4 separate regions of the Homo sapiens genome follow, and regions 1, 2 and 3 are each linked to region 4. The links are chromatin loops, found by intact Hi-C in ENCODE. Cell type or tissue: heart right ventricle. All regions are shown on one strand. Links, peaks and the distances in the headings refer to the core of each region. The heading gives the core; the rest is flanking DNA. Region 1 overlaps PKNOX2 (PBX/knotted 1 homeobox 2). Region 2 overlaps PKNOX2 (PBX/knotted 1 homeobox 2). Region 3 overlaps PKNOX2 (PBX/knotted 1 homeobox 2). Region 4 overlaps SLC37A2 (solute carrier family 37 member 2).

The links. A loop is a pair of places that touch in the nucleus more often than their neighbours do. Peaks named below come from ENCODE experiments on the same cell type or tissue, not always from the same donor. Only the 100,000 strongest peaks of a DNase experiment are listed, where the experiment ranks them.
Region 1: a loop joins it to region 4, with 6 times the contacts of the local background. A loop is called at or near these places in 54 of 110 quality-filtered maps.
Region 2: a loop joins it to region 4, with 4 times the contacts of the local background. A loop is called at or near these places in 54 of 110 quality-filtered maps.
Region 3: a loop joins it to region 4, with 4 times the contacts of the local background. A loop is called at or near these places in 24 of 110 quality-filtered maps.

Annotation. Positions count from the first base shown.
Region 1 is chr11:125,341,964-125,349,985 of GRCh38, forward strand. All of the region lies in intron 3 of PKNOX2 (PBX/knotted 1 homeobox 2), which reads left to right. Among named protein-coding and RNA genes, the nearest start is that of PKNOX2-AS1, 79 kb to the left of the region's middle. RefSeq lists enhancers at 1-135, 7,462-8,004. In heart right ventricle, for the core only: CTCF peaks have their summits at 3,972 (motif pointing left) and 4,171; a DNase peak (open chromatin) is centred at 3,998; H3K27ac peaks cover 4,026 bases.
Region 2 is chr11:125,351,650-125,359,671 of GRCh38, forward strand. All of the region lies in intron 4 of PKNOX2 (PBX/knotted 1 homeobox 2), which reads left to right. Among named protein-coding and RNA genes, the nearest start is that of PKNOX2-AS1, 89 kb to the left of the region's middle. RefSeq lists an enhancer at 1-299. In heart right ventricle, for the core only: a CTCF peak has its summit at 3,754 (motif pointing left); no DNase peak of the experiment used is centred there.
Region 3 is chr11:125,424,366-125,432,387 of GRCh38, forward strand. It overlaps PKNOX2 (PBX/knotted 1 homeobox 2), which reads left to right. Exons shown (of 13, transcript NM_001382323.2): 11 at 4,647-4,723; 12 at 5,598-5,776; 13 at 6,801-8,022. The coding sequence ends at 7,027. Among named protein-coding and RNA genes, the nearest start is that of FEZ1, 68 kb to the right of the region's middle. RefSeq lists enhancers at 2,138-2,639, 4,344-5,247, 4,839-5,128. In heart right ventricle, for the core only: CTCF peaks have their summits at 4,936 (motif pointing left) and 5,135; a DNase peak (open chromatin) is centred at 4,936; H3K27ac peaks cover 222 bases.
Region 4 is chr11:125,088,471-125,095,634 of GRCh38, forward strand. SLC37A2 (solute carrier family 37 member 2) reads left to right here. Exons shown (of 18, transcript NM_001145290.2): 18 at 1-2,046. It overlaps TMEM218 (transmembrane protein 218), which reads right to left. Exons shown (of 5, transcript NM_001258244.2): 5 at 5,919-7,164. Among named protein-coding and RNA genes, the nearest start is that of TMEM218, 20 kb to the right of the region's middle. In heart right ventricle, for the core only: a CTCF peak has its summit at 2,888 (motif pointing right); a DNase peak (open chromatin) is centred at 2,931; H3K27ac peaks cover 407 bases.

The DNA.
Region 1 (8,022 bases), core at 1,515-6,514, 260 kb after region 4:
TGGGCAGCCTTTCCTCCTCTAGCCGATCCCATTGCCATGGGCTCTATTTAGAGCTCTTGTTTCTTGTGAGCTCTGCCTGGGCCACCAGGAAGGTGCAGGAAGGGCACACGTTGGCTGGGTATGAGCGTCTCAGGAACTAGTGGCTTTTCAATGATAAATTGAATGCACAGAGCCACTTGCTTCCACAACTCTGACTCTTGACTTTTTTTTTTTTTTCCTAAAGGCAAGTTTTAAAATTTGGAACAAGGTATCATCTAGCCAGAGGACACAGTACAGTCCTCAGAGAGAAAAGGGGCCTGGCTGACCCTTTTAGCTCCGCTGGCTCCAGGAGAATCTGAGGTTGCACCAGAGGTGGAATGCGTAGGCTTCAGGGTCCCTCGCCTCCATGCCCTCCTTCCCCCACCAGCCCCTGCTCCGGCCACCCTACTCACACCTTACATGGTCCCCATGCCTGCTTTCCTCCTCCCCCCAGCTCCCAGTGAGCGTCAGGGCCCTCCTGACTGCCTCAGAGAAGAGAGACTTATGAAAGGGTGGGAGCCCGAGAGGGCTGCCGGAGGTGGCTCTGCGCTTTTCCACCTGGGATCCCAGCGCTGGAGCTGTTTGTCTGTCTCTGTTGAGTTGTGGGTCTCAGGGGCCCGGCCTGTGTTGTTTTCTCAGCTCAGTGCCTGAGCGGCTGCTGTCAGCTCTTGACAAATAATAATAAACCTGGGAATCAGGTTTGTCGAGGGGGACTTCAGTCCCAGGTTCATTTTCAGATCTGTTTCTCTGTGAGTGTGTGCAGACGAGAGAGCACATGATAGTGTCTCTGGGGGAGGGGCGGGCCGGGGCTCCCAGGTGCCCTGACACTCCACCCTAGCCACCACCGTGGAGGAGCTGGAGGGCTCTCCACTGTCCCGATCCCTGGAGCTGCTTGCATGTTGAAAAAAAAAAGGAAAATAATTGAATAAAAGGCCTCAAGCTCTCTTCTTTCCCTGGGCCTCCCCACCTCTCCCACTCTTGTTGTTTGGCTAGAGATGGAGGGGCTGGAGAGGAAAACAAAAGGGCAGAATCCGCTCTCTAGGTTAGAAGGTTCCAAGGGGGCCACAGGCTGGGGGAGGGAGTTGGCTCAGAGCACCCCAGGGCAGCAGCTGTGGCCTCCCTCCTGCCTCCATTCCTGGGGGTGAACAATAGGGGGAGGGGCTCCTGGAATGGGAGAGGTACCCTAAGTTGAACATCACTGGCAAAAGCGGGACCCAGGTGTGGTGAGTGTGAGTTTTGGGGACACAATAGTCATGGCCTCTGGGGCAGAGCAGCACCCACTTTCCAGCAGACAGGACCCACCGCAGGTCACTGCAGCCATCCCCCTGCCTCCAGGTAGGAAAAAGCGCACACCACTTCCGTGAGCAGAATGCAAGGGCTGTGCTCCCCCTTCCAGCCAGCATGCTTTTTTTTTTCTGTTTTTTGTTTTATTTTGTTTAAAGGAACCAAAGGGGGAAAAATTGCCAAGTTGTAAAGTGCTTAAAGAGGAGATGAGAATCTTCATCAAAATGCTAAAAGCTGGAGGGGAGAGTAATGTGAGAACTCTTGCCTGCTATTTATGGGATTGATTCTCAGATCAAGAAGAAGCAAGCAGTTGGATGAAAGGAATTATTGTTAAGCTCCTCGGTAGGAAGATCTAATGGACAATTGCCGCTATCAGGGGGAATTAAATTGCTGTTTCAGTTTGTAAAATATATCAGCAGCTTTTTGAAGCCAGAAAAGGTGTGACAGCGAGGCAGGGAGGGCGGTGGGGCTCCAGCACTCTTGTTCCCGGTGTGGAGAGGCGGGAGCAAGACCACGAAGAGGGCGCGGGAGCAGGGCGGGTGTTGCTCGTCTGACTCTCCTGCTCCGTGTTGTGAAGCCCAGTTAAAAAAAATAGCTGAACTGGGGACTCAAGGAGGAGAGACTGCAGGCCTGGAACTCTGGCTTCTGTGTGAGTCAGAGCGGCATGGCTGTCAGCAAAGGGCAGGACGGTGGGGCTCCTCTCTGGGAAACCTGGTCGGGCTGGAGTTCAAGGAAGGCAAGTCCTGTCCATGGAGGAGGGAGCGGCTGAGGAGGGTGATGGACCCAGTGCTGGGGCCTGTCCCCAGACACTGCTTTATCATGCTGCTTGTGTGCCCACTAATCCTCCCCATAGTGAACCATGGACACAGAGGGACCCGGCACCCTCTCCTCCAGGGTGGGTCTCTAATGTAAGCTTCTGCTCATCTCTAGGCTGGGGTCAGTGAGTGCATAAGTGATCTGTTGGCCCGACCACAGTGAGGACATATTGTTACTCCAAATAAAGAACAAACAGTAAAATGGTCTTGGGAGTGGAGACGGGAGAGGAGGTTTAGGCCCTCGGAAGTAGGGCCACAGGCCATTAGGGGGAGGCCACGCTCCTTGGGATGGAAATTGGGGGTTGGATGGGAAGGGTCTCTGGGTTTTCTGGTCTCACAGAAGGCTCTTACCATTTCCAAAGCATTCACTCCATGTGGCATTTAAGGGCTGAAGGAGGATTGAGGGAGAGAGATCTGCACATCTCTTAGGGAGTCAGAAGCAGGCAGTCCTAGCCAAAGCTCATGCTGGCTTCTGCTCTGTCCCCACTCTGTTCCCTGGACACCAGCATCGTGATATTAGGGCATGACCTGGCACCACCTCCCAAGTTGGCTTCCCAGAAGGGCAGCAAATGACAATTAGTATGGAGAGCTATGGGTGGCCAAAGCGTCTGCTTGTCTTGGTTGTCATCTTTGCCTCCCCACTGAGTATTCCAAGGAGGACCCGGAGGGGCAGTAGGGAAGCAGGTGTTCTGGCTGTGACATTCTGCAAGGACTTGGGCTCTGTGCTGGGTGCGGTGTGCCCTGGGACCTGGGTCATTGTGGAGTCGCGGCTTATTTTTGACCTCTTAGCTGGCCTTCAGGACACAGAGTGAACAAGGATGTGAGACCTGAGTGCAAATCCCACTCAGTTCCTCTGCACCTGTCCCTCCTTCAGTAACATAGATATGTACAAACTCCCTCCCTGGCTCCCAGGCCCCACTCCAAGCCTGACCTCAGCAGACTGGAGGATCTCCATTTCCCCCCATCAGCCTAGGATCAGAAAGACAGGCAGAGAGCAGCACCCACTCAGCCCCACATTCCTGCTGCCTGAATCCTCAGGGTCCCCAGCTTCCTTTCAGCACCCACAGTCCCTGGGGTGAAGAGGCAGGCGAGGGTGTTTGCTGTGCTGTAAGGTGGGGCGGGCTCTGGGGAGCTTGCCCCTCTTCCCAAATTCCTTAGTCCTCCCCTCCAGGAGCATCCACTTCTCCCTCTTTTTGAAACATTTCAACACAACAACTGATTTGGAGGTGACAAACCCCTGCTCACATGGTCAAGCCTCCCAGCCCATGGTGCATCCTCTCTCTCCATTCTGTCCTCCTCTGCCACCACAAATTGACCTCACCCTTGTCACTGCTCAGTTCTCGGTGCCAACCCCATCCACCAAGCCTCAGGGACCACCAAGCTCTGGCAGACACCCCGCCTCCAGCTTGTCACTTCTAGCCCTTACTGGGTTTTGCAGAGAGACCTGGTGCATGTGTGTGTTTCTATGTGTGTGTGCTCGCGTGCACCCACACGCCTTTGCTTCTTTAGATAAATCCACAGAGTCACATGAAATCAGTGACAGGTTGACACCGTTATTTCAAGATTCATCGCTATGAGTTGCCAGCAGAGCAGACCTAGCCAACTCCGTTCTACCAGCAACACTTTTTTTTTCCAGGCATAATTTATAGCACTGGGGTGAATTTGTTTCCAAAAGATGAATATCACACTATCAGCAACAGCTGCCTCTCATTTTTATTTGTTTTTAAATTTGACTCAAAGTCCAATTCTCCATACACATCCCAAGCTGCAAATCCTAAGGCGACTGATTACATGATTTAGTAAACAGGTTATATTATATAATGCAATTAAAGCGGGCCCTGCGACGCCACCTACAGGCCACTTCTGGGAAGGGAGCTGGGCCAGAGAAGATCATTTTGGACGCGGCGTTGGGGCTGAGGGAAAAAGAGACGGATTGCGCCAGGGTTGAGGAGGCTGCCCCAGAGGGAGATGTTGAAGCCAGCCAGGTTACTAATGCAGCTTTTCGGTCCCTCCTGCTGAGTTCACTGTGTTATTTCAGCCTCCTGCAAATCTGTCTAGACGTCAGAACCCAGGCCTGGGCAGCTGCTCAGAGGGGACGGCTTGGGGGTGGGGGTGGAGGGGTAACCTGGGGGCGTCTGGGCTGAAGGGATTGACAGCTCCTGGCTCGCTGACCTCAGGGGCCTCCTTCCCACTCTCCAACTAGATGGGAGGAAGAGAAGTCCGGTGCTGGCTGGCCTTTAGAAAGAAGCTACAATCCAACCCTTTCCGTTCCATTCAACAAGCATGTGTGCAGTGCAAATCCTGGGCAAAGGCTTCCCGAATGTTCTGGGGAAATCCCTTCATTCTGCAGTCCGAGAGGGAAAGTGACTTGTACAGATTACAGAATAAGTGGTAGATTCTACTGGATGTGGAATCCAGAATTTTTTTTACCCCAAGGCCAGGCTTAGATCATGGGAACTGAGAACTGAGGGGTGGCCCTGTGAATTCCCTCATCCAATCCCAAAGTTTACAGATGGGGAAATTGAGACCCAGACAGAGGATGTGACTTCCACAGCCCCTACCTGTCTCAAGGGAAGGAAAATCATGAACATGCTGCTTGTATGTGTCGGAGGACAGACAAGAAGCATTCCTAGCGGCCCTCATGACTGCCTCTTAGCTGCTATGGAAGGAAGGAAGGAAGGGAGGAAGGAGGGAGGGAAGAAGGGACAGGAAGGGAGGAAGGAAAGGAGGATGGAAGGGGGGAAGGAAGGGAGGAAGGAGGGGAGGAGGTCAGGGGCCAGAAGACAGGCAGACCCAGGGCCACCGTCCCCTCTATCCCTCTCTCTGAACTCCAGCACTCTTCAGATGAACGGGGCTCTGGGCCTGAAGGCTTCTAGCTTCTCCAAAGAGTTCTTCTAAGAGGGTAACATCACTGCAAAGCAATTCCTGGAGAGAAGGGACTCACTTCCCCGGGGCTGAGAAAGACACTTGACCAGAGGGAGTGGGCGGAATGGCGTGAAGGAAGAAAACAGGACTGTCAGAGTCCAGGAGGGTGGGAGTGTCCCCTCACCCTTGTCCTTGTGCCAGCCATGGGCCCCGTCTCCAGTTTGGGGCAGGTGGGTGGGACAGTGAGGGGCCAAGCGAGCTGGCCCTACTTTCCCTATCCCCCATCAATTTGTCTCAGCTAGGGTCAGGGGCCAGGAACAAATGCTGTCAGGCCAGCTGGCCAGAGAGTTCCCAATTAGACTTTGTGTCTCATCCTTAAGGCCCTGAGCCCCCAACCCCGGCACACTGGCCCAATTACTGCCTGGCAGCATTAACCCCTTTGTGCCCCAGGCCATTAATGGAATGTTAATTGGTCTAATGGGTTTCATGTCAACAAGTCCTAATGAGCTCCTTCCTAATGAGCTTGGTATTTTTTTTCTGAGCCTGTTTGTCAGCACACTGGATTTGGGGCTCCAGACTGCCGACCTGGTGGTGCAGGGCTGTGGGGAGCATGGGTTGAGGAGGCTGAGGGAGGTGGGTGCCCAGGACTGCCCATCCCATTTCCTAAAGGGGTGTGCTTTTATGACTTTGCATCCACTGATCCTGCCTCGGTGGCTCCTGGGCTCTCTAAAATGACATTTTAGTTTCTTCTGATGATATCAGAGACACAAATGATTTCTTCTTGGATGTCATTGTGGGGTCAAGTGTTGCAATAGAATTTTTCCCTCCTAGATGTCATATCATAAAGGTTTTCAGCACTGAACAAAACAAAACAAAACAAATCAAAAAGCAACCTTTCCCTGTGAGCCTGTTCGCGATGGGAAATCTCTCCATGGGAGATGCTCCTCATCTGTCCTCCACTTGCAGTCTTGACTGTGCCCCCTTGAATGCCCAGGTGTCTGGTGACAGAGCACTGGGGCCTCTGGACAGGGCCAAGCAGCCTCTCAGAATCCGTGACAAAAGCTCTGAAGCCCGGGGCTAGGTTTGCAGGGGCTCAGGCCTGCTGCTCCCCTCCCTCTCCCAAAGAAAATGCAAAAAGGGCAGGCTTCCCCCAAAGGGCCAGGACCCCCGCTGTGGCTCAAAGAGTTCCCCCACACCCCACTGCAAAGTCCCAGCCAAGTCACAGATAAGGCGAGTCAGATCCCCAAATTCCTCTCCAGGATGGTTGCACGTGGCCCCTCAGGAACCGGGGAAGTGCACGTGTGGGTGGAGAGGTGTGAGGAAAAGAGCCAGCTTCCGGACACGGGTGCAGGGTCTCCAGCAGCTGAGCTCCCGGAGTGTCAAGTTGCCGGAGGCTTCTGTGCCTGAGCAAGCAGAGAAGGAAACTTAAGCCTCTAATGAAAAGGCCTCCTGTTCTCTTGCAGGAGAAGCCCCCAGAGGGTAATGGGGCAGTGGCCTAGTGGCCTGTGGTGACCCCAAGGAGGGGGAGGGGCCAGGGCCATCTGGGTCCTCAGAATATTGTTCCTGTGTCTTCTTTCGACGCGGGTCTGGCCCTGCTCCGCAGCCTGGTGGGCTCAGGACTGAACAGTCTCCTCTCAGCCTCATGGGCGGTTGTCTCTGGGCACAGGCTACTCTTAACCTCCCCTCCTTAACCCCACACAGGGCAGCCCTCCTGCTGCTACAAATATTTCTGGGGACAGCGCCTCTAAAATGACCCTGCCTTCCATTCACTGGACAGTGAACAAAAGAATGTGAATGAAAGGCGCCTCTCTGTAGCCTATGCCCTCCTCGTTGAGCTTCCTTTGTTTTGCCTTCATTATGACCTTCTAATCCATGGAATGAGGTTACCAAAAGACCCAAGCCCGAGGTTAAAGAGAACTAGTTGCCCCTAAGAGGGGGAGAAAGCCCTCCTTCCTGAGGCGGCTCCCACCCTGACTCTGCCCCCAGGCTCCCTCTTCTGGAGGCTGCAGGCACTACAGTGCTATGGCCCTTCACTTTTTTCCTGGCGGACGAGCATCTGTGATCGATGCTCCCGGGAAGAGATTCCACCATCCTGGCCCTTGGGCCCTATCCAAAGTTGCCTTCTCTGCCAGAGTTCCAGGGAAGGCTATGTTTAATAGGCCCCTGAAACATTCCTATTTCCTTTATTTTGTCAGGGTCCAAAAAAGAGAAATTCCACCCACTTTAATATCTCAAAAGTCTTAATTCTGGAAGTTCCTTCTGATGTCTCAAAAAGTCTATATCTTACCCCACCCCCACCTTTTTCCCTCTGCAATCCTCACTCTGCTCTTGGCTCTCTGGGATGCTGACCACCACCCAGACAAAGATCCAGCTGTGAACAGAGGCCTTGGTTCCCCTGCCTGAAGAGAGAGGCTCCCCCAAAGCCCCCTCCTGCGTCCCTTTGCAAAAGGAAATTGGATCTTAGGGACCAGCGGTGTGTGAGATGGGCGAGGCCCTGCATGCTGTTGTGAAGATATCCTGGTAGTCCGTCTTCTGAAGGAGGCCAGGCGGGGGCGAGTGACAGGCGGTGAGGCCGACGGAACCGGCCTGAAGTCGGCATTTTTAGCACCGGGGGAGCCATCCCTCCCTGTGCATTCTCCACCCACCTCCACCTCATTTTCTTCCTTCCTTTAGGACCATGACCTCCCTCTCCTAGCCATGCCTCATTCATCTGTCCCACCACACTCCCCACACTGTTCTCTGCACAGAGTTGGTGGTTGGTAGACATCTATTGAGTGAAACAGGCCTTTCCAGTGCTTTTTGCAGAAGGTCAAAGCGTACTTGGTATCTTGGAGACTCAGGTCAGGTCAGAGTAGATCTTACTTCCACTTCCTGAAAAAGAACCAAAAGAATCACACACACACACACACACACACACACACACACACACACAGCCCTGGAGGCCAGCCCCTTTAGATGACAGCAGCTCCAAAGCACTCTCAAATTCCCACAGAATTCAGGTCTGTGAACATTTTGGAAGACCCTGGGAAGGGCCAGGCTG
Region 2 (8,022 bases), core at 1,357-6,356, 260 kb after region 4:
CTCCACCCCATCCATCAGACAGCAGACAAGCGCAGCCAAGCCCCTTTGCTGTGACTGGGGCAAAATCCACAGTGGGGGAGACCCAGGTACCGGATGTGAGCGGAACCGCCCTCTGAGTGTTTGAGAAACTTCACACTCAGAGGTTTCTGAGTGCCAGGCCCCCCATTCTCGGGTCACTTGGGCCCTTTTGTCCTCCTCTGCCTGCCTGTCGGGAGAATCTCTGTTCTCTTCAGAACTCTTCTGGGCTTCTACTTTTAAAAAGCCAAGATTCTTTCTGCACACCCCGCAACCCTTTCCTTCTGGTCCCCAGCTTCCATCCCTCAGATCAGACACAGCCGCCCCCCAAGATCTTCTGCGCTCCCCACCCCGATTGCCTCTCCTGCAACATGCCCCTCCTCAGCAGTGCCTTCTGGCTGTCTTCATGCTGCCTGCCCTTCTCCTCCTGGAAGCCTGCCCAGCTTGTGGGGGCTGCCCTCCTACATCCTTTAGACCAGCCGCTTTTCCTTTTTGCTTCCCCCAGGTGCTCCTCTTGTCCACCCTTGGTTCTTTGGAAACTTCGAGTTTTGTGTCTGTGCTTTCACAGAAGCCTTCATTCTCTGACCCTTCCCTTCACACTCTCCTGTCAATATGAATTCAATAATTATTTATTGGGCACCTGTGATGTGAAATGCACCCAGCTAGAATGTCCATCCACAAATTCGCCCATGTGCAGCAGGTGCCCGCTGGGTGCTGTGGGCAGGCTACCATCTGCACTCCTCCAGCAGCCACTCTCTGCCCTCCTCTGCCATCCCTCACTCATTGGCATTTTCAAACACAGTGGTTCTCATGGGCCACACGGAAGATTTGTGCAGCATGAAAGGGGTCTTAAGATGCAGATGCCAGGCTTGTGCTCACTATGGCCCTGATGCCTCCAGCCTAGTGGGAGCATGTAGTAGCTGCTTTATACATCATTGTCATCCTCTGGGAGATTACCAGATGCTGTGGGGCTTCTTTCTAGCGTACCCAGCATATGGAACACCTTTGCTCTGCCCTTGAAGGTCCAAAAGCCCTGGTCCTTCACCAATCTCTGAGCACATGTCTACGGCCCCGCTCCCACATATCAAATCATATTACTTCCCCAGCTCTCCCAGCCTAACCCCATCCTCAGCGAGCCCTCTGCTCATGCCAGTAGCTTCCATTAATAAGCCACAGGGTTGAACTTGGCCTTTACATGGCTCTTGTATTTGAAAGCTTCCAGGCATCCAACACTATGTCAAGTCCCTTCCCTCTGTAGTTTCAGCTCCCGAGACAAAGTTCAGAAGGAGCCCTCAACTGATGGGAACCTTTTGCCTCCCAAGAAAGAAGTGAGAGAAGAAGCTAGGGGCCAGAATAGGGGCAAGATCATCCTTCTTTGATAGCAGCAGACCCATTCCCATTCCACTCAGCCAGCACACATCGATGCCCACATATCGATTAAGTGGTGGGAACGTGGGCTCCACTTGTTTTGTGACTGGATTCTCTCTCCAGAAGAATGGGGAACAGAGATGGAGACCCTTCCTGTATTTAGCAGGTGGTAGCTGCCAAGGCCCACACCTCCATACCCAAGACTCAAGGACAGACCAGGGCAGGGCTGAGAGGTCAGAGAACACTGTGTTGGCATGACTGATGGTGGCCCCTTCCCTCTCACCCACCCCTCCCTGTTTTGACTGCCTGGGGAGCTGGGAGAAGTTTTGGTTTGGCGGGGATTAGCCGGAGAGCTGCAGCAAGGGCCTGTGTTGAATGCTGATCCAGAAGCCTAATTTAGTGATCAGCATACAGCTGGATTAATAAATCCCAGCTATCAAGGGATGGATGGAGGTGGGCTGCAGCCCTAAGGTGCTCAGCCCCCCAGAAGTCACCACTGAGCTGCTCTAGCCTTTGTGAGGAAGAAGGGAGTCTCCACTTCCATATCTAAGGTCTCAGACAGAAGCCAGACACAGGCACTGCCCGAAGGCTCTCCTCTCTGAGGATCCGCCAGAATGTCACCATTTAAAATCTTCATATTTAGAGCAAAGGAATAATTTGCCCTGGGGAAGCTGCCATCTATTTGTAACCCTGGCAATCCATGAGTGAAATGTCTGATGAGAAGCATCAGTGTCCATGGTGAACTGACCAGGTCAAGATGTCAGGGTCTTTACGGCCTTGATGAAGGCACTAGGCTATGCCCAAATTGCCATTGGCCTTCCCCAAGCTGAGCTGGTTCCCAAGGAAACCGAGCAGGATGTGGGGCTAAGGGAAAGGAGCTAGGGCAGGGGTGGAGTGGGAGGGATGGGGGAGCTGGGGGATGCCCCCAGAACAAAGGCTTCTGACTCTAGGGGGAAAGGCTGTTCTCTCCAAAGAATGCTAGTATTTGAGGGCCTTCTGCCCACTCTTTCGGGCTTCTAGGAGGGGCTCCCTTGTAGGAACAGCTCTTCCGTGCATGCCTGGCTGCTGGCACTTTCTGCAAACTTGCATTGGACCCCTGACTTCTTCCCTTTATCTTTTCGAGATATGGACCCCAGCTTCCTAGGGGGAGACTGCTGCATTTCCCTTCAGAATGCTCATATCCCCAAGAACCAGCCGCTCTCTGAGACTCCACATGTTCAGGGAAGCAGGACCTGATGGGAACATGGGCCAGGCACACCAGGGAATCCTGTCCAAAACAGAGCTCTCAGGAAACAAAGCCCACTCCCTCCTCATTCCTTTAGGTCTAATCTCATTACTTGTGGACCACGTATGACTTGTTTCCTCACAACCTGGGCAGCTGAGCACACCTCTCCATCACCTCTTCAGAAACCCAGTTTCTTCCACAGGCAACAAATGGGCAGTCTCTGATATGAAGTCCCCCAAATGAAAAAGGAAGCGAGACGCAGAGCCCTTCCTCTGAGACCCATGCGATCGTTTTAATAATGTTCCCGTTGTGCTAAGGGCTAGCAATACCGAGCATAATCTATTCAAATGCACAGGAGAATCTCACTTTGGAAAATTAGGAATCTGCATTAAAAAATTCCCAAGCCCCGGACCTTCTTTATAATAAATTAGAATTTTTTTTCAAGGCGAGTTCTTAACTTGGCAATTTCATTTTTGAAGTTTGGGGAATAAAGTTATTAAAAATGAGGGAGGCTTTTTTTTCTTCCCATTTTAGTAGAGAAGCATTCACTGTTATGGCCTCGTGCTATTTGGGCACAAGCCAAGTGATACGATGGCTAAGCGGCTTCTAGCCCCTTAGTTCTGTTGCAGTCCATCCCGGAGAAACTTTGTGATTGTTTGTAAGGCCGCCACACTCTCTGTTGATTGTGCACTGAAGGATGACTGTATGTTTAGAAAGTGCAAAAGCGGGCTGGGCATGGTGGCTCATGCCTGTAATACCAGCACTTTGGGAGGCTGAGGTGAGCAGATTGCCTGAGGTCAGGAGTTCAAGACCAGCTTGGCCAACACGGTGAAACTCTGTCTCTACTAAAAGTACAAAAAGTAGCCAGACATGGTGGCACATGCCTGTAGTCCCAGCTACTTGGGAGGCTGAGGCAAGGGAATGGCTTGAACCCGGGAGGCGGAGTTTGCAGTGAGCCAAGATTGCGCCACTGCACTCCAGCCTGAGTGACAGAGTGAGACTCTATCTCAAAAAAAAAAGAAAAAAAAAAAAAAAAGAAAGAAAGAAAGTGCAAAAGCAACAACCTAGTGGAACCCTCCCTGTGACCTACTTCCTCTTTCTGGTGGCTTCCTGCTAAATTCTGCCAGAGTAGCAGCGCCCTCTACTGTCTTAACTACAGGACCCCAATTTCAGCATGCTGTAACTGGGTCCTTGATGCAGACCCCTCACTTTATGCCCTGAAGAGGTAGGGGTAAGTCACTGGGGTAGTGGAATTCTACAATGATTGCCTAATGACCACACTGTCTCTAGAGAGACCTGGATGTGAACTAGGTGTGTGAGCCTCAGTTCAGTGCGTTGTGTTGATTCCAACATCACCCCACTTCTGTTCTGTATCTCTGCCATAGTGGGCCTGGCTGTCAGCTGGACTTTCACAGCCCCCTCCTCCCACTGCCCCAAGAATCCCCACTGACCCTTCCATTTGCTACTATTTCTGTCCTCTCCTGCCTTGCTTAGAATCCCAGCAAGTGTCACTCCAGCCTCCCTCCCAGAATTTTCTTGGGAACACACAACCACCCCGTCACTCCTTCTAGGCAAATACCTCTCATTCATGTACTCTCAGAAATGTCACTCGAGACCTTCCTGTAACACCCATATGCAACATCACCCGCCAAGCGAAGTTCTCACTTCTATAGCTCCATCAGCCACTCCGGGGAGCCATCCGGGTTCACTAGCAAAGGCAACCACTTCACTCCCCTCACCTTCCCACACAAAACACACTCTCACTATCAGCACCCCCCCCCCCACAACTTTTCCTCAAACACAGACACATACCTACTGTTCCACAAATATCTTTGCCCTTGGCTTATTAGCAAGACAAATATTGTATCTGGTCTATTTGAGTATGTATTCAATGTTTAGTATGCTTCAGTCTGCGTGTCCCTGGCATGTCAGCTGCATGAGCATTGGACTAGAAAGCAGAAATCCTGGTAGATCCTAGTCTGACCTACTAGGCACAGCCCCTGTCAATGTGGAACTAAACTCAATGGATAGTTTAGGAACAAACTGATGGGTAGGTAGCTAGGGGCTTACGTAGCATGACTTGATGATGAGTGGCATTGAAAGGGTTTGGGAAGTTCACCAAGGATGCAGCCTCATTTTTGAACAGAGAGAGAAAAGACAGGCAGTTAGAACTCGTAGTTGAGGTCCGGTTTGTGAGGCTCACTTCGGAAGGAAGTCAAGTGTTTGCTTGGGGCCCCTTTGCAAAAGCTGTGTCCCTCCCATTCCCCTCACCCCGATCCTCCAGCATCCCTCAGAGTGGGGAGAATGGTGTCTGGGACTCCAGGACATGGCACTCAGAGATCTGGGGTCAAGACAACATTGTCTCACTTACCCTGCAAGAGGAAGGCTAAGGCTGGGCCAGCCACACTGAGGAAGCCAGACCTGTCTCTCTGGGCACCTTCTTTCCCTCCCTGTCCTAGCACCATCCCCACTCCAGGTGGGGCCAGGGGAGGCAGATATCCTGGGGAAGCTGGATGGGCTTTGATCAGTCATTAGGATCCCCATGCTGGTTTAATTAACTGGAGGCAAAAGGGGGTGGCTGGGGCCCCTGGCTGTGAATGGCCTCCATCCAGGCCACACAGCTGTGACAGGCAGAAGTGGGTTCAGATGTTTTCACACTCGCTTTACATTCCTCTCATCTCTTTAAGGGCTGGAGCCCCCTGCCTTGCAGGGCCCTCTGCTCAGCTGCCTGTGAAACACATTTGCTTTGCAGCAATAGAGTTAATTCAGCAGCTTTGAAAGTTCCCCTAAGCCTTTTCTGTGATGGTGATTGATGGCTCCCTCTGCCCCTGGGGGCAACACCCCAGGGACCATATGAGGGCCCACCTTCCCTTGCTTCGACTCACCAAAACAGACTCTTCTCTTTCTTTTTTCTTTTCTGCTGGGCCTTTCTTCTCTTTGTGCACAGTGACCTCTCTCTCTGCCTGCTTGGGCCACCCATGTCTTTAAGCTGAACATATCCCTGAACTCCAACTTACTCAAGACCTGGACTCTTCATTGTGTAAAAGGCAAAAACAACCTCCAGGTCCAACCGTGGGGCCTTTATGCCCATGTAGGAGATGGTGGGCTGTCAGCATGGCTTTAAACTTGGGAAGAAACACTCTACTGGCCTGGTCTAGGTATTTTATTTGATGAACTTACTATATTCTGATATTTACCAAAAACAGAGATTTTATTGTCTACTCCCTTGTCCCCAAGCAGAACGAATGAATGCCCTAAACAGCTACAAAAATAATTAATGGCCCTGGGATACAAAGCCTAAAATAAATCAGGGGACAGGTGATCCAAGTCAGCAGCGGGTCTGGGGAGGACCTTACATGCTCTGCCTGCCTTTCGCACGCCGTTGGTCTTAGTTGGTCTTCAGAAAGCTTTGGTGTCTGTGCGGCCTGGCAGGAGGCAGGTGGGTGAGTTAGGGCCCCAGGATGCTTGCTGTTCTTGAAGTCTGTGGTCTGAAGAGGAGGATGGAATGACTCAATCTCGTAGAAATTCAGCAATCAGGACTTGTAATAAGAATTTGTATAATTATCAGCTCCACTGCTGATGAATTATACAAATTTAGGCAAGTAATTTCAGAGCTATTTCTTTCATCCACTTATCCATTCGATAAACATTGAGTGTGTCCTGTGGGCCATGCGGACATTGTGCTGTGTACTGGGGTGCAAAATCAACAGAGTTCCTGTCCTCTTGGAGCTTAGAGTCCATGTGGGGCCTTAGTTTCTGCATTCATAAAATGAGAATAACTCTGCCCTCCCTGTCTCACGAGGCTGTTGAGAGTGTGGGAACAAAAAGTACAGTGGTGTTCCTCAGCCCCTTTTCACCCTCACCCCAACTTCATTCTTCACTCGATCACCTGCACATCTCCAGCAGCCCAGATGGGATTTAACCTTAATTACTTTTTATTAGGAACATAATAGGCATGTCAAATAGGTTTTACCAGCTATGAACACCCCCTTACACACACGCACACACATAGATGTGCACACACAGGGATTCTGGTGTGCCCTCTGAAGGACCTATTGGAAATCACTGGTTTTGGACTATTACAAAAGGGAAGGATCTTCCAGAGGGAAGCGATGGGATGGGCAGGAGGCCATCAGTTCCCGGGAAAATGCACAAAGCTGGGAAGTGGAGTCCACAGCTTTCCTCTTCTTGGCCTCCTGTCAGTGACAGCCCAGGAAATGCAGTTAGGGGCAGTGAATGTTCCATGAGTCACATTGTGTAAACCACCACTTACAAACCCTTTTAAAATTAATTAACTAACTGAAACCCCCATTGTACACCACTGAGCAACTCTTCTATGGTCTGTTCTGTCCACTTGGCCTGGGATCAGAATAGAGGTGACCGAGGCCTGCTGTTCCAAGAGCCTCTTTGAGCTACACTGGGCTGTCCGGCTCTGATGCCGGCCCTTCCTCTCCCTGGGCTAACTGGGTTGGGGAATATTTTGAGGGGCCTTCTTTGGCCTCTCCCAGGATTTGGGATCCCTGAGGCCTTTAACACATCACTCAGTCATTGCCTCCTTCTGGTCATCCTTCAGTCATTTAACATGTGGGAGTACACTGCGGGCAGGCATGGGAGCTGGGAGACCAGCCCGCTCATGAGACAGGCAAAGGGCCTGGTGTTGCCGGTGTTGGGGTCCGTTCAGATGAGGCAGGAGTCCAGTCTTCTGCGGCCTGGGGAGGGAGGAGAAGCAGGAAAGGCTTCTTGGAAGAGTTGAAGCTGCAGCTGGGTGGGAGGCAGGTTGCAGGGGAGATGAGGACAGTCCCTGCTGAGGCAGCTGTGGGAGCAAAGGCAGGAAGGTAGACACCATCGGAAAGGCAGGAAGGTGGACACCATCGGAAAGGCAGGAAGGTGGACACCATCAGGTGCGCTCAGGCAACCAAGGGTAGGTGTGAGGCGATAGGGTAAGGGGAGGAGGGCTGTGCAGGTGACAAGGCTGCGGATCCGTGAGCAGCTTTCAGTAGCTTTGAAAGTTCCCCTAAGCTTTTTCTGTGACTGTTAGCGAAGGGTCCCTCTGCCCCAGGGGCAACACCCCAGGGACCATATGGGGACCCACCTTCCCTTGCTTTGACTCATCAAAACAGACTCTTCTCTTTCTTTTTTGTTTTCTGCTGGGCCTTTCTTCTCTTTGTGCACCTTGACCGCTCTCTCTGCCTGCTTGAGCCACCCATGTCTTTAAACTGGACATATCCCCATACTCCAACTCGCCTGAGCAGGCCCAGGTCTGGAGCGCCCTGGACTCTGTGCCCCCCAACAATGTTCATGTCCCCTGTTGCCTCCTACCTATTAAGGCCAGACTTGATGTTTACCAAGTGACCTCAAGCCCTGACCTCTTCCCGGGTCCTTGGCTTCTCTCCTGGTTGCCAGGAAACTGATCC
Region 3 (8,022 bases), core at 1,878-6,877, 340 kb after region 4:
TTTTAACATCTCTGAAATTGGGTACATCCCACCATCAGTGGCCTCTTAGATGTGATGGAATGTGGTCGTTTTGGGGCCCCCACCATCCTGGCTGCCTTCCTCTGGGTCTCTGGCCCTCCTAGAGTGGAACCACCCCAGAGTGGTGGCTGGCAGCAGCCCATGGCCCCACAGCTGTCAAGAGGGAGAGGAGGGGAAAAGCGTGTAGTGGACTCTGGTGCAGCGCTGCTGATGGCAGGAAACCTAATGGAAGCTCGCTGATCTGAATCAGCCTCCATGCCCCGCTCCACCAGCACCTCAGTGTCTATTGACACTGACAGGCTGCGGCTTCCCATCTGCTGTGTCCCTTGGTGAACTGGCTCACCTCATGGTGAGATCTACATGGCTAGGAGGTGGAAGGACAATTGCCAATGGGCTGTGCATGAAAGAAATATCCAGGACCTGTGAACCAGAACTGGCTTAGCTTCCTTCTGAACCAGCCCCTGGGCAGAACTCACTCTTTCAATTGAAAGATGCTTTTAGTATCAGTTTAGTCCAGAGGAGAGTTGCGTTATGGGGCTATAAAGGGAGGTATCAGAGAGAGATGGGAAAGAGTTGAGGTCAGATTTCAGCGGAACTTCCTGGTGGCAACTACAGTGCCCTGAGACACCTACTTGGTGTAAATACCATAATTCCCTTCTCTAGAGTCCTTGAGTATTCAACTAGATGATGCCGGGAGGCTTCAGTGCATCGCACAGAGTGAGTCAATGGAGCACACAGGCTTACCCTGCACTATCTCATTAAATCATCCCCATGTCCAAGAGTTAGTCACTGTTTTGCTACTTCCATCTAAGGATGGAAGACATAAAACAAACAAAGGTCACTTGCGTGTGTCAAGGTCACACAATGTTAAGGGGTGGGTCAGGACTTGATCCCATCTCTGAAGGTCCTTTACTCCCTGGCAGCACTGCCCAGTCGTGTGAGGCTCCAGCTGTCCCTGAGAAGGCTCTGTCATCTTCTAGTCTGTTCTGTACCTCTTTTTCTTTTTCTTTTTCTTTTCCTTGCTTTTCATGAACTGTATCTACTTCTTTTTCAAGGAAGGATTATCTACTTCCAGAGAGCTACTGTCTGGGCCCTTCTCTTCCAAATCCAGGGAGTTCCCTCCAATAACGATCAGAGAGCAGCCACTGTGCCTTGATGGTTTGCCGTGATCCAATAACGATCAGAGAGCAGCCACTGTGCCTTGATGGTTTGCCGTGATCCAATAATGATCAGAGAGCAGCCACTGTGCCTTGATGGTTTGCGTGATCTCATTTGATTCTTCTTCCCCTCCTTGGCCCCAAGCCTGGCCAGTTGTGCTAAAAGTAGCGCTGACCCAATCATGGTCTGTCCAGAGGCCAGGACTATTTTGACTCTGTCCTCAGGAATCATGTGGTCTGAGGCGTGTACGAGCTGGACTGCTCCCATGACCACTCAGATGTGGTGCCAGGAATGTTCTGGCTGACACACCTGTCCCCAGAGCTGCTAAACGCTGCTACTTACCCCACAGCCCCACAGCGTGCGTCCTGAGATACTGGACGTCCAGGAGGGATAGGTGGTGAGGACTTGCACCAGGCGGTGGTTAGGGGCTTTCTATCCTCATTCATAAGAGAGCAACCAGCCAGTTTTGGGTGGCATTGCTTCTCATAGCTCCCCACTGGACTGGAGCATGTTAATCTGTGTATTTGTGACATTCACTCAGAATGGGGGCCCGACAACAGAAGGCTCCTTAGAGACAGCAAACATTATTCTTCCAAGGAAGGCTGGAGGATTTCCTTCTCTGGAGGCCGTTAATAGTGGAAGAACTTTTCATCCTACTGGCTTAAATATAAGTCCCAGTGCAAGGCTCCTGCCTGGAACATCATCCTCTCCTCTACTAGATTGGCTTTGCCATTCTTCAAAGTCCAACTGAAATCCCCTTCCCTAAGGACTTCCTTCTTTTGTCACCAGAGGGGTACTTAGCACAGACTTCCCATTAATAGAGAGGCTTTTTCCTCCTTTTTTTCTTCCCATCTAGTCTGTGAGTTCTTAACTTCAGATATCTTTCACTTGCCAGCACCCAGGATGCGGCAGATGCCCAACAGTTGTGGGCTGGTGAACCAGCACAGCCAGCACGGCCACTAGCTCTGCTCAAGAAACAAGTCTGCGTCTCCTTATTGTGCTAGTTCATTCCTCAGTTCACTACACAATCCTTCAACGTTGGCCTCTTTGCCTGTCTGCACACTGTGCCTGGTCAGCACGGCCACTAGCTCTGCTCAAGAAACAAGTCTGCGTCTCCTTATTGTGCTAGTTCATTCCTCAGTTCACTACACAATCCTTCAACGTTGGCCTCTTTGCCTGTCTGCACACTGTGCCTGGTCTGCACACTGGAAATAAACAATGTCTAATGAGATGGGGTCCCTGCCTGAGAGAAGCTCATGGCCTAGTGGGGGACACATGTCTTGCCATCTAGTGGGCGAAAAGCAATCATTCAGAGGCCACGGTGACCAGCTTTGCCTCAGGGAGTCGGGAAGGGCCTTGCAGAGGCTGTGATCTGTGGCAGGCCCTCACAGAAGCTCAGAAAGGCACGCGAGGACAGGCAGGAGGAAGCGCGCTCCAGAGGAGGGCCAGCACGTGCGAAGGCATGGAGGCATGAAAGGCCCTTGCACCTGGGAAGGCCAAAAAATCACCATATTTTTGCTGCTTTTTGTCTACAGACCAGCTGGCTATGGACAGGGAGGCTGCTTGGCTCTTTCCCACAAATAGGGAGGTTGGAGCCAGGCACTAGGGCTTGACCCCAGAAGGTGTCAGAGCTCCCAGAGTCCTTGCCTCTCTGCCCCCTGGGGCCATCTGCACCCTCTCCTCCCATCCTGCCTCCGCTCCTTCCCAATTAGAATGAAAATTGGCTCCTGTAATGCTGATGTGCCTACTTTCTTGTTAGAATCTTAATACCGTATGAATCACAAGTCCCAGCTGCCTTGGCATGGTGGTCAGGGTCAGAGGTTTGAATTAAAGCAACACATGGTCCTGATGGCTTCATCTGGGGGATGCTGAGGTAGGGGAGAGGCTGCTCCTCCTTTTCCACCGATAATGCGAGTACCACCAAGGCTGCTGACCGCAGCCTTTTCCCTCAGAAAGTTCTAAGCACCTTGTAACACCCCCTGATAATAAGAGTATTCGTACCTTTTATTGAGCATTTTACAAGTATAATTTCATTTATTTGTCAGATGACTTGCTGATGTGTAGTTAGGTGACGTGCCTGAGATTTCATAGCTAGTCATAATAGAGCCAGATTTTGAGACCTCCCATCTCGGGGACCTTAGACAGCTCAAGCACCACTTTCTAATACCACTCCAATCAAAAGGAATGATTTTAGCCTGAGGATGCTGGATGGCTTGATCTTCTGCCATAAGAGCCCCCAAACCTCCCCTAGCTTCCAGGACAAAACTCTGACTTATTCAGACGTTCGCCACACCTTAATTGCATGCTGGGTGCCAGGCACAGGGCTGTGGCCTGAACAAGTCCTAGGGATGCATAGACTCAGCCATCCTGTGGCCTCCCTCCCAATGGGGTCACGACTCTCTTCCCACTGCCACCCAGAGCCTTCTCATTCTTTAATGTGACCTGTTCAGTCTTCCCCACCACTGCATTTCTCTCCTTCTTAGCCTCTACAGGGCTCATCACCCAAACCACAGCATTGAGTGCTGTGCTTTTGCTTTCCTTCACTCAGCAGGCATTTGTATGTCATTTGTATGTGGAAGGCACTGGGGATACATTCAGTATCCCAGTGCCGTCATGAAGCACAGTCTGAGAGAGGGAGACAGATGCGTAGTCAGTGCACGGGCTGCAGCATGTGGGGGACTGAGAGAGACACCTGCCCTGCTCTCTTTCTCACCTCCACTCAGTCCTATAAAGTGGCATCATGAAGCAATGGAAGAAAGACTGGACCCAAATCGGAAGACCTGAGCTGGTGCTACCATCTGGGGGACACTGGAGGAGTCATTCCATCTCTTCATCTGCAAAGTGGGAATAACAATACCTAACCTGCCTGCCTTTCAGAGTTTCAATGATGTGCTTTATTAAATAAAATGATGATTTTTTAATGAATAAAATGCATGAAAGCATTTTACAGGTTATAAAGCACTATACAAGTAGTACTCTTCTGTCTCCTAGCCATGCCTAGCATAAATCTGGGCACATAGTAGATATTCAGTAAATAGCAGTTAACTTAAATTGATCCATTCACCCCGCCTACCACCTTCTATGGGCGTTTGAGGCCATTGGAAACCCTAACACTGACAATGCCTGCCCTGCCTGCTGGGGGCGGCAGTGAGGATCAAGTGAGAAGGATGTGCCTTGGAAGCTGTCAGTACTGAACCATCTTGGTCTTGGGAAACCTCCCTGGCTCCCCATTGTGGGGGCTTGGCTGAGGACTGGCCAGCCCGGGATGTGGAGTCTCGGGCATGGGGCAACCTTCCTCCAAGCCCTAGGTCCATTCTCTGTGGGGAGCAAACATGACACTTCCCCAATTTTGGTTCCCAAACCACTCGGGCTGCCTGGCTCAGGATAGTGCCCATGGCGTGGGCACAGTCCCTTGGGGGGGCCAGATCAGCATATGCCCAGCCCTCACTAGTCTCCACCTCTCGTTTCAGCACCCCTACCCCACGGAGGATGAGAAGAGGCAGATCGCAGCCCAGACCAACCTCACCCTCCTGCAAGTAAACAACTGGTGAGTTTGCATCACCTGCATGCAGGCTCCCAGATCCAGGGGCCACCTTCTGGGCAGGGGAATGCGTAGCAGGGAAAAGAGACTCGAATGCCAGGATCTGCCTCAATCTCAGCCCAGCTACCATGCCAGTCCCCCCATTTAGGCTAGAAGCAGAAAGCAAGAATCAACACTGGCACCTGTGGCTTCATCTGCAGCTTCTCAGCGCCCTCTGCTGGGACATTGTGTCAGGCACATCCCTGGAAGCTTCTTGAGGAAGAGAAAACCCACGCCCACCTGAGCACCCAGCCCACCTGCACTTCAGAGACAGACAGGATTGCCCGCAGCTGTGCACCGGAGGCCAGTGGTCATCTGGTCTTCCCCACCCCCATGTGAACTGAGACTAAAACTAGCTGCAAAGCTGGGAGTGGGGAGAGGGAGGAGGAGTAGCCATTCTGACCCCACAGGGATCTCAGCTTTCCCAGTCTCTGTGCCTGGCTGGGCTGTCAGGGGAGCTCAGAGAGCAAGGTCTGGCTGGATGGAAGTAGACCCCAGAGCTGAGGGCCCTGATCCGAGCCCTTGGCTCTCTGGAGAGAAGTCAGAGGTTAGTGCCTATGACTACCATGCTCTCCTCCTCCGTTCAACCTGGAAGGTCTTGAGCAGGGATTTCTGACCCCCCATGCATTCTTCCCATATGACTTTGCAGTTACCAAGCCCCAGGAAATTTCATGAACTTCTCAGCACCCAGGGCCCTCCTCCTTGCTGGGCTTTTACATCCGGGATGGGAACCCCGGTCTGCTCTGTGAAATGGAGTCTGAAGGCAGCTTCACCCTCCCTGCCCCCACCCCAAGGCCATGCAGGTGATGACTAACCAGGTCTCCACTTTACCTCTGGGCAGGTTCATCAATGCCCGGAGGCGCATCCTGCAGCCCATGCTTGATGCCAGCAACCCAGATCCTGCCCCCAAAGCCAAGAAGATCAAGTCTCAGCACCGGCCCACCCAAAGATTCTGGCCCAACTCCATCGCTGCGGGGGTGCTGCAGCAGCAGGGCGGTGCCCCAGGGACAAACCCCGATGGTAAGAACTGGGGCTGAGTGCACCCTAGACAAGGGCTGGGGGTGCTCCTGGAGCTTCTTCAGGTCAAGCCGTGCAAAGATTCAAGGGCTATCTCCTTACCTGGGCTCCCATCGCTGCCATGCCACAGTGATTATCCCTCCCCAAAGCCCTAAAGAAGGGGATGTTTTTGTACATAATTTAACAGACCAGATGCACTCTCATAAAGAAAAGCGGGAGTTGGTGGTCACGCAAGTCAGTGACTGCTCAGCAGAGCCCCCCATGTCCGCACCCATCTGAGTTCCTTAGCACCAGTAAGTATCTGCACAGCTCTTCAGGAGCCAAGGCCATCTATAAATATCAAGGCAGGCAGCTGGCTCGTGAACAGGGGCCAGGAAGAGCTCTGTTTTCCCAGCCTCTCCATCACACCCTCCATATACACTTTTCTAATTGCCAGTCGCCTAGTGCACAATGAATAATTCAATGAGCCAAGCATTTTATAGCTTGGCATATGAAGATAGCTCTGTATGGGGAGTGGAGCGTAGGTGTGCGTGTGTGCACACATAACCTCATGCACACGTGTATGTGTATGGTTGTGCACAGGTTCCTTTGTGATGAGCCATCTTATGGGTTATGATGGGAAAAAAAAAAACAGATTTAGGGGGCTGGACCAGCCTGGGAGAAAATTCCAACTCTGTCATCGCTGACAATGTCATCTTGAGCTAATGACTTAACTGTCTGAGACAGAATGGGGATAATAATACCTGCCTTACAGAATTGTTAGAAAGTCAAAAGTGGCCAACACATAAAGAAAATGTGCAGTGAACGGTGGCTGGGAGTGCTGCTTCCTGAGATGGGGCAGGGAGTAGCTGACTAGTGAATGGATGGGAGACTTCATACCAGGGCATTGTCCAGCTCAGGCTTGGACAGCTCTAAAAACAAGGAGTTCACTGCTCTATGAGCCAGTCCATTAAACCCTGTCCAACACAGAGGTGCTGGCCCTGACCAGCAGCCCCTGCCTCGTCCTGACCCTTGCTTTCTCTCGCAGGTTCCATCAACTTGGACAACCTGCAGTCCCTGTCCTCAGACAGTGCCACCATGGCCATGCAGCAGGCTATGATGGCTGCACACGATGACTCATTGGATGGGACAGAAGAAGAGGATGAGGATGAGATGGAAGAGGAGGAGGAGGAGGAGCTGGAGGAGGAGGTCGACGAGCTGCAGACGACAAATGTCAGCGACCTGGGCTTGGAACACAGTGACTCCCTGGAGTAGTCGGGCAGCCCAGATGGCACTGATCACTGAGCAGGAGAGGAGTGTCGCCGGGAGGCCTTCAGGGTGGGGGGGAAGGGGACATGGGCAGGAAGCACCGAGGGAGTTGGGCCCTAGCTTCCCCAAATCAGTAGCTTGAAGAAAGGCAAAGGAGACACCTGTTCCTTCCCAACCACCGAGCTTCAATGAGGACCCCAGCCCCACTTCCCTGGAACTGCCGAGGACTCTGTTTGGCGGGGCCAGTCGAGCAGCCTGTGTGGAAAGACAGGAGTGAGATCTGGACTCACCAAATCCCTGAGGATAGATGGCACCCATGGCCCCCACCCACGGAAGGACTTGAGTTGTTTACAAGCCCTGCACTGAGGCAGATTGGTGCTGTTCGCAGAGTAGGCCTTTGCCCGGGGGCAGACTTAGAAGGAAGGGGAGAGACAAAGGGGGACTGAGTTTCATCCCCAGAAGTTTCTCAGCTCCTTTGACAGACATTCAAGGGCAGGAGGGAGCCCCAAAGCATAACCAGTGGCCAGAGGAGTGGGAGGGCCTGAGGCATCACATCTTGCAGATCAGAATGGGATGGAATCCACCAGGCTCCAGCTCATCCCTCCAAGGCCCTGTCTCTGCGCACAGCAACCATGGACATGGGAGAAAGGGATGGGAGCCACAGTGCCCTTCACTCTCTCCTGGAAACCAACTGTAAGCTGGTGGGCTCAACCTGTGGGAGGTTAAGAGGAGTCCCTTCTGGGTTGACTCCAAGAGCCAAGGAGATGGCAGACCCTGGGCTAGGAACCATATGGAGGTGACTTTGAGGCCACAGCTGTCCCTAGGTGATCACAGAACTTAGCTCCTTTAACAACAGGACAATGGTTTTTTACCCTAGATGTTCCCACCTTCAGTGCTCCACGCCCTCCATAGACCTTCAGAGAAGGTGAAACCAGGTTATCTGGGAATCTTTCCAGCCCGCAGGTCGCCACGGCCATCCCTTTGCTCCCAGCCTGGCTCCA
Region 4 (7,164 bases), core at 1-5,000:
GGCCAACGCCTGGAAAATGGGCATCTCTCCTTCCCATGTTAAGCTTTAACCTCTGTAATCTGCCTGTATCTATAGGTGGGCATCTCACTCCACCAAAGGAGCCCAGCCTCTCTTTGTCCCTCTATCCATGCAACAGTCTTCTCTGTGCATTTCCCCAAGCTGGGCCCTCTTCTACTCTCCATTTAGGCCTGTTGATAACTCCATTACCCGCCCATCACTGCTGTTCCTCCAGGGCCAGCACTCGGGCGAGGCAGGGGAGCTGCCTTCGGTACATAATTTGAAGGGGCACTCCCTCTTGGGCACATGCCGGCCCTGAGTGCCTCCCTTGCCTCACTCTGATCCTGGCCCCATAATGTCCTCAGTGGAAGGTGATGGGGGCCGGTGCTGTGGGGAGAGTAGAAAGAGGGGTTGGCATGACTAAAAATACCAGTATGTGTATTAAGTATTTTGAGAATGAAATGCCAAGGAGTGCCTACTATATGCCAGCTCTAGGAATGGAGTAGACAGTGGACACAAGAAGGACTTACGCCCTGAGCACAGGTGCCAATGGTGACAAGACTGGCAAGACGTGAGGGCATGAATGGTTCATTCAGGCAGCTGCTGCAGATGTGGTCACCTGGTGCCATCTGCTGCTCCCTTTTCCACTTTTCTATGTCCTCCTTCCACCCCAAGTCCCGGATCACTCGCTGTTTTCTGGCTAGCTCTTGGCATCTCCATCTGAGCCTAAAGTTGCCCACTGGCACCAATAGATTCTGTTTGACCTGCTGTGCCCATGCTCATCTTTGTCGGGGCTTGGCTTGGCAGCGAGCGAGGCTGGCATGGGGTGCTGAAGTGGGGTCTCAGTGAGGGGTGACAGCGTGCTGGCAGTCCTCACAGCCCTCGCTCGCTCTCGGCGCCTCCTCTGCCTGGGCTCCCACTTTGGCGGCACTTGAGGAGCCCTTCAGCCCACCGCTGCACTGTGGGGAGCCCCTTTCTGGGCTGGCCAAGGCCAGAGCAGGCTCCCTCAGCTTGCAGGGAGGTGTGGAGCGAGAGGCGCGAGCGGGAACCGGGGCTGCATGCAGCGCTTGCGGGCCAGCTGGAGTTCCGGGTGGGCATGGGCTTGGCGGGCCTGCACTCGGAGCAGCCGGCCGGCCCTTCCGGCCCCGGGCAGTGAGGGACTTGGCACCCGGGCCAGCGGCTGCAGAGGGTGTACTGGGTCCCCCAGCAGTGCCGGCCCACCTGCGCTGTGCTTGATTTCTCGCTGGGCCTTAGCTGCCTTCCCGCGGGGCAGGGCTCGGGACCTGCAGCCCGCGGTGCCTGAGCCTCCCACCCGCTCCATGGGCTCCTGTGGGGCCCGAGCCTCCCCGACGAGTACCACCCCCTGCTCCAGGGCGCCCAGTCCCATCGACCACCCAAGGGCTGAGGAGTGCGAGCGCACGGCGCGGGACTGGCAGGCAGCTCCACCTGCAGCCCCGGTGCGGGATCCACTAGGTGAAGCCAGCTGGGCTCCTGAGTCTGATGGGGACGTGGAGAGTCCTTATGTCCTGCTCAGGGATTGTAAACACACCAATCAGCACCCTGTGTTTAGCTCAAGGTTTGTGAGTGCACCAGTCGACACTCTGTATCTAGCTGCTCTGGTGGGGCCTCGGAGAACCTTTATATCTAGCTCAGGGATTGTAAATACACCCATCGGCACTGTGTATCTAGCTCAAGGTTTATAAACACACCAATCAACACCCTGTGTCTAGCTCAGGGTTTGTGAGTGCACCAATCAACACTCTGTATCTAGCTGCTCTGGTGGGGCCTTGGAGAACCTGTGTGTCGAAACTCTGTATCTAACTAATCTGATGGGGACGTGGAGAACCTTTGTATCTAGCTCAGGGATTGTAAACGCACCAATCAACGACCTGTCAAAACAGGCCACTCGGCTCTACCAATAAGCAGGATGTGGGTGGGGCCAGATAAGAGAATAAAAGCAGGCTGCCCGAGCCAGCATTGGCAACTCGCTCGGGTCCCCTTCCACGCTGTGGGAGCTTTGTTCTTTGCAATAAATCTTGCTACTGCTCACTCTTTGAGTCCACGCTGCTTTTATGAGCTGTAACACTCACCGCGAAGATCTGCAGCTTCACTCCTGAGCCCAGCGAGACCACGAGCCCACCGGGAAGAACGAACAACTCCAGACGCGCTGCCTTAAGAGCCGTAACACTCACTGTGAAGGTCTGCAGCTTCACTCTTGAGCCAGCGAGACCACGAACCCACTAGAAGGAAGAAACTCCGAACACATCTGAACATCAGAAGGAACAAACTCCAGACGTGCCACCTTAAGAGCTGTAACACTCACTGCGAGGGTCCGCGGCCTCATTCTTGAAGTCAGTGAGACCAAGAACCCACCAATTCCGGACACACCAGGACCACCAAGTGGGTAGGTTAAAGCTCATGACAGTGGGCACTCCTGAAGGGGATGCTCATGATATTGATGATGTGTGGGCAAATGGGGAGCTTAGAGCGCCACGCAAGATAAAAGCCTTGCATTTCCTGGGACGTTGTGGGCTGGTGCATTAGCCAGATACACACCCTTCCACACTGAAGCAGGCTGCACAGCGCCAATGGCAACAAACAAGGAAGGCTCCTCCTGCCTGCAGTCACTTCAGCTCTGAGCGCAGGAGTCAGCCAGGGACCTCCAAGTCCTCAGCCCACAGGGGCAAGAGCTATACTCTGGCCTTATGTTCAGCATTCAGGAAAGCTGCTCTCTGCTGCTCTTTGACATTGAGAATGAAATGAAATTAGTTATTCATTTAACTTCACATTTGGTCTCAATTAAGCTCAAAATGTTCTTCCTTAGAGATGCTCCAATAGCACTTGTAATTAAGGAGTTTAAGGAGAAGCTGTGTTGCTTATATGAGCCACTAGATGGTGACCCAATCCCATCATACAGCCCAGGGTGGGCTGTGGTTCCATCCTGCTTCCTGGAAGAGAGACAGGAGCCGAGGCCTCTTGACTTTTCAGACTTTCAGCTTGCTTTCTGCTTCAGAGGGCAGGGGAAGAGGAATGGTTCTCTCAAGGTCTTCTCTTCCCCAACTGCACTGCTTACTAACTTTAAGCCTGTTTCATCATCAGGAAAATGGTGACATTATCTACCTCATAGGATTGGTATGAAGGGAGACACATACTCAACACACTCCTGCCCTTGAAGAACTTGTCTAGTTAGGGGATAAATAGGAAAACACACGGAGACAGTGACTCCAGGTGAGAGCTATGCTGTTCATTAGTCCAGCCATGCAGGAACACGGCTGGCAGAAGGGCAATTCCGGGGGCAACGGGAAGAGTCCTTCTTCCTTATGAAGGCAGAATTCTGAGGACTTGGATGACTCATTTGATAAGGTAGTGAGGGGTAATGGAAGAGGGAGGAAGTTAACATGAATACTTATCCAACTCCTAGGATGTTAGGCCTTAGAGACTGAAACTGAACAAATGGCATTGGCTCCTACCAGCAGGTAAGTGTGGCACTAGACACATGCAAAAGGCATTGTGCGAGCTCAGGGTCTGGCCTCAGAAATGAGGACTTAGGCTGTGGGTAGGGAGTTGGAAAAAATACTGAAGGTTGGGGGAACCCCAGCACTGAGATCTGCCTGTCTGCACCCATCTCCCAGGTCCCAGGTTACTGGCCCTGTTTGGGCAGCTCTGGGCGCAGCCTGTTCACCACAGGCCTGGTACCTGCCTTCTCCCTGGGCCTCAGCACTCACTCACACGGGGCTAATGTAGGAGCATTACGTTAATTAGTTATTCATTTAATTTAACTTCACATTTGGTCTCAATTAAGCTTAAAATGTTCTTCCTTATAGATGCTACAATAGCACTTGTAATTAAAAAGCAGTAACTCTTTGTGTTTCTCCCTTAGAAATCCACTGGGAGGCTGGGCGAGTGTGTGTGGGGTGGCTGGGGGAGGAGGAGGAGGAGGCAAGAGGCAAAGAAAAGAAAGGGAAAGAAGCTCTTGGTCGGTCCTAGCACCATGAGGCCACCACTAAGACTGAGGCTGGCAGGAGGAACTCAACACATCCTGGGTGTCTGAGTGGGGGTGGGAGAGTTGCTGTTGGGAATCCTGAGAAGTGACAAAGGAGCAGACCTCCTACTGAAAGGTGTGGGGGTAGGGAGGATGGCAGATGGGGGTGGAAGGAGGCAATGCTTAGGGGAGAAGGGGCCCTATATTCTGTGATAGGTACAATGTGCCCCCATAAGATGTCCACATCCTAATTTTCAGAACCAGTGAGTGTTACCTTACATGGCAAATGAGATTTTGTATATGTGATTAAGGATCTTGAGATGGAAGGACTGATGGGGTGGACCCAGTGGAATCAAAGGGCTCCGGATGAATCACAGAGGGAGGCAGGAGTGTTGGGGATTGGCAGATGCTGCTCTGCTGACCTTGAAGACTGAGGAAGGGTCCACCAGCCAGGGGGACGGGGGCGGCCTCTAGAAGGTAGAAAAGGCAAGGAAATGGGTTCTCTCGAGGCTCCAAAGCCTTTCCTTTACCCCCTGAAACCCATTTCTGGTTTCTGACCTCCGGAGCGATAAATGTGAATTGATCAAAACCAGTAAGTCTATGGCAATCTGTTACAACAGTAATAGGAAATTGATAATATTCCCAGTGTAAAACTGGGGTATGACCAATTTAACGGCAGGAAAATAACCACAGGCAAACAAAAGAAATCTCCAAAGCTTAAAACAAGTGAAGGGGCTGGCCTCATAGCATTTAGGCACAGCATAAGGGCTACTGTGTGACCACCTCACCCAAGAGTTCTCCAAGGGCAGGACTTGGACCAAATGCACAGACTATATCATCTCTGGCATGATGTGATGTAAACCATTAAAAACACACTTTCTCATTCTGTCTGTGGCACTGAGCCTGATTTCGATCCCAGCTCTCATTTCTTTGGTGGCAGGAAACTGAGAAAAGAGGGTGGGGGGGGTAGGGACTCAGAATTTTTTTTTTTTTTTTTTTTTTTTTTGCATAAACAGTCACCACCAATAATCTGCTAGGGACAGAGATCAAGTAGAAAACAAAACAAAAATTCCTGGTGTGTGGCTTTGATTCTGCCATTGGCACCTCTGAAAACTGGCCCAAGTCTCAACATTCCAGCTGGATGGTGCTTACAAGAGAGGCGGCAGTGTTCTCAAAACTTGAAAATATAGTCTACTAGCAGCTCAGCTGTTTAGTATCTCTGAGCAAGGGGACAACCAAAGTCTAACAGCAGAGACCTGCCAGAAACCCTGGGCTAATGGGTGAAGCTATCTCTGAGGCCTGCGTGCCTGTTCACGCTTTTCCCCAGACTCCTGCTCAATTCCTAAGATTCTGGTTTTTCCACCAGACTCAGCTACTTTTCCTTGGTATTTCTGTCAAGTGGATTTGCATTGCCTGCCCTTGTCCCTCCTTTTCCTTCGAGTTTATCCTATGGAGCAACGCTCTATAACAGACAGTAGTCAGGCTCTTAGACTCTAGAGCCAAACTGCCTGACTTTGGATCCTGACTCCTGTTTACGCCTACCAGCCCGTGCCTGTTCCCCATCTGTGAAGTGGGGATATTAAGAGTACCTACTTCATAGGGCCGATATGAAGAAGACATAATACTTACAACACACTTAGAAAAATGCCTAGCACATGTTTGCTAAATGTAACAAAAATTGTTATTTTGACATGTGGAACCCTAGACTTATTTCCAAGTATTGGGATGGAACTAGAGATTAAAGGTTGAACTTTATGAACTATAAAATCTCTTCCAATCCTGAGTTCTTATGCTTCTATGAGGATAATCAACACTTTTCTAGATTCGTTTCCATACAGTTCTGATTCTCACATCTGGAAATTCATTTCTATGTAACAGCCAGATACTTAAAGGTTTAAGCAAAGGAATTATGATTGAATGTTTGTTATTCATACTAAAATGATCATTAGAATCCTTTAATGAAACTTTTACCTTTTTGGATATGTGTTAAGAAAATGTCAGGTACAAACAGCTAAGAAACAGTATTAACCAATGTAAAAATAAGGAGTTACTTGAAAGTCAAAAGTGATCTTTCAACTATTTGAGAAATGAGATGTCAGGAATCCTGATGTCAAGTTGGAGCCCCACTTCTAATTAACTGTGAAACTTTTTAAATCCCTTGTCCTCTCTGCCTGTTTCTCATCTGTAAAATAATCACAGCAGGTTTCTTTACACATTGAGCAAAAAATAAACCAGAAACACTTCAACTGCAACAACCATGAAATAGAGTTGATACTAAAGTTTCTGTTAAATAACAGAACAAAAAATGGATTGCTTTATGTTAGAATAAAAACATTTAAAAATAAATTGGATGCCCTCCTTCCAGGAAGCAGTGAGGAAGACAGTCTAGACACCTTACAGCCTAGTTCTTCCATGGGCTTACTCCACCAGGACTAGTGCTTTACACCCTACGGGCACACAATATATGCTGAATGAATGGCAGGATTCGAGAATGAATGGCTATGTACTCCCTAGTCCCTGGACATTGGTATGGTAATTCTGATGCAGTTTTACATTAAATTTACATTGTACACAAAGAATGGTAGCTTTACTTCCATTTTTATCAGTGAAAAATTTAAGGAACTTAACAAATTACCCATTGTGATCTCCATTGTGGGGATAGGGTGGTATCCTCCTAATTCAGCTTTTGTCAGGATACAATTTTAAGACGCCACGAAATAACCTATTTTCTTATATAGAAACCCAGATTTACTCTCCCTCTCCACCTTCTAAACAGTGGGGATCACCAGTCTGCCACAGGATCCCCTCTGGGTAGGGAACAGTAGAGGGAACATGTTCTAAGGCCACTGATCACAGAATGGTTCTGAACACTAAGATGACTTCTGTCTGTATTTAAGGAATGACCTCTGAGCCCTGTCTCCAAGAAGGCCATGAGCATACAGGGTACCATAACAGACATTGACTATAGGGTTATCCCATGCCAAACTCTCAGTGAAATCCATTTTGAGCCCTCTCAGCCTTCTACGTCTTATCCCAACCCTGCGGGGCTTTTTTTGCATAACTGCATTGAGTATGCAGGTAGAAAGAAATCTATCATTCATTTCACCACAGCTGGTAATTATAGACTCCAGGTCTGTAGACTGTAGGTCAAGTCAAGCTGAAATAAACTTTGCACAGGGTATTTT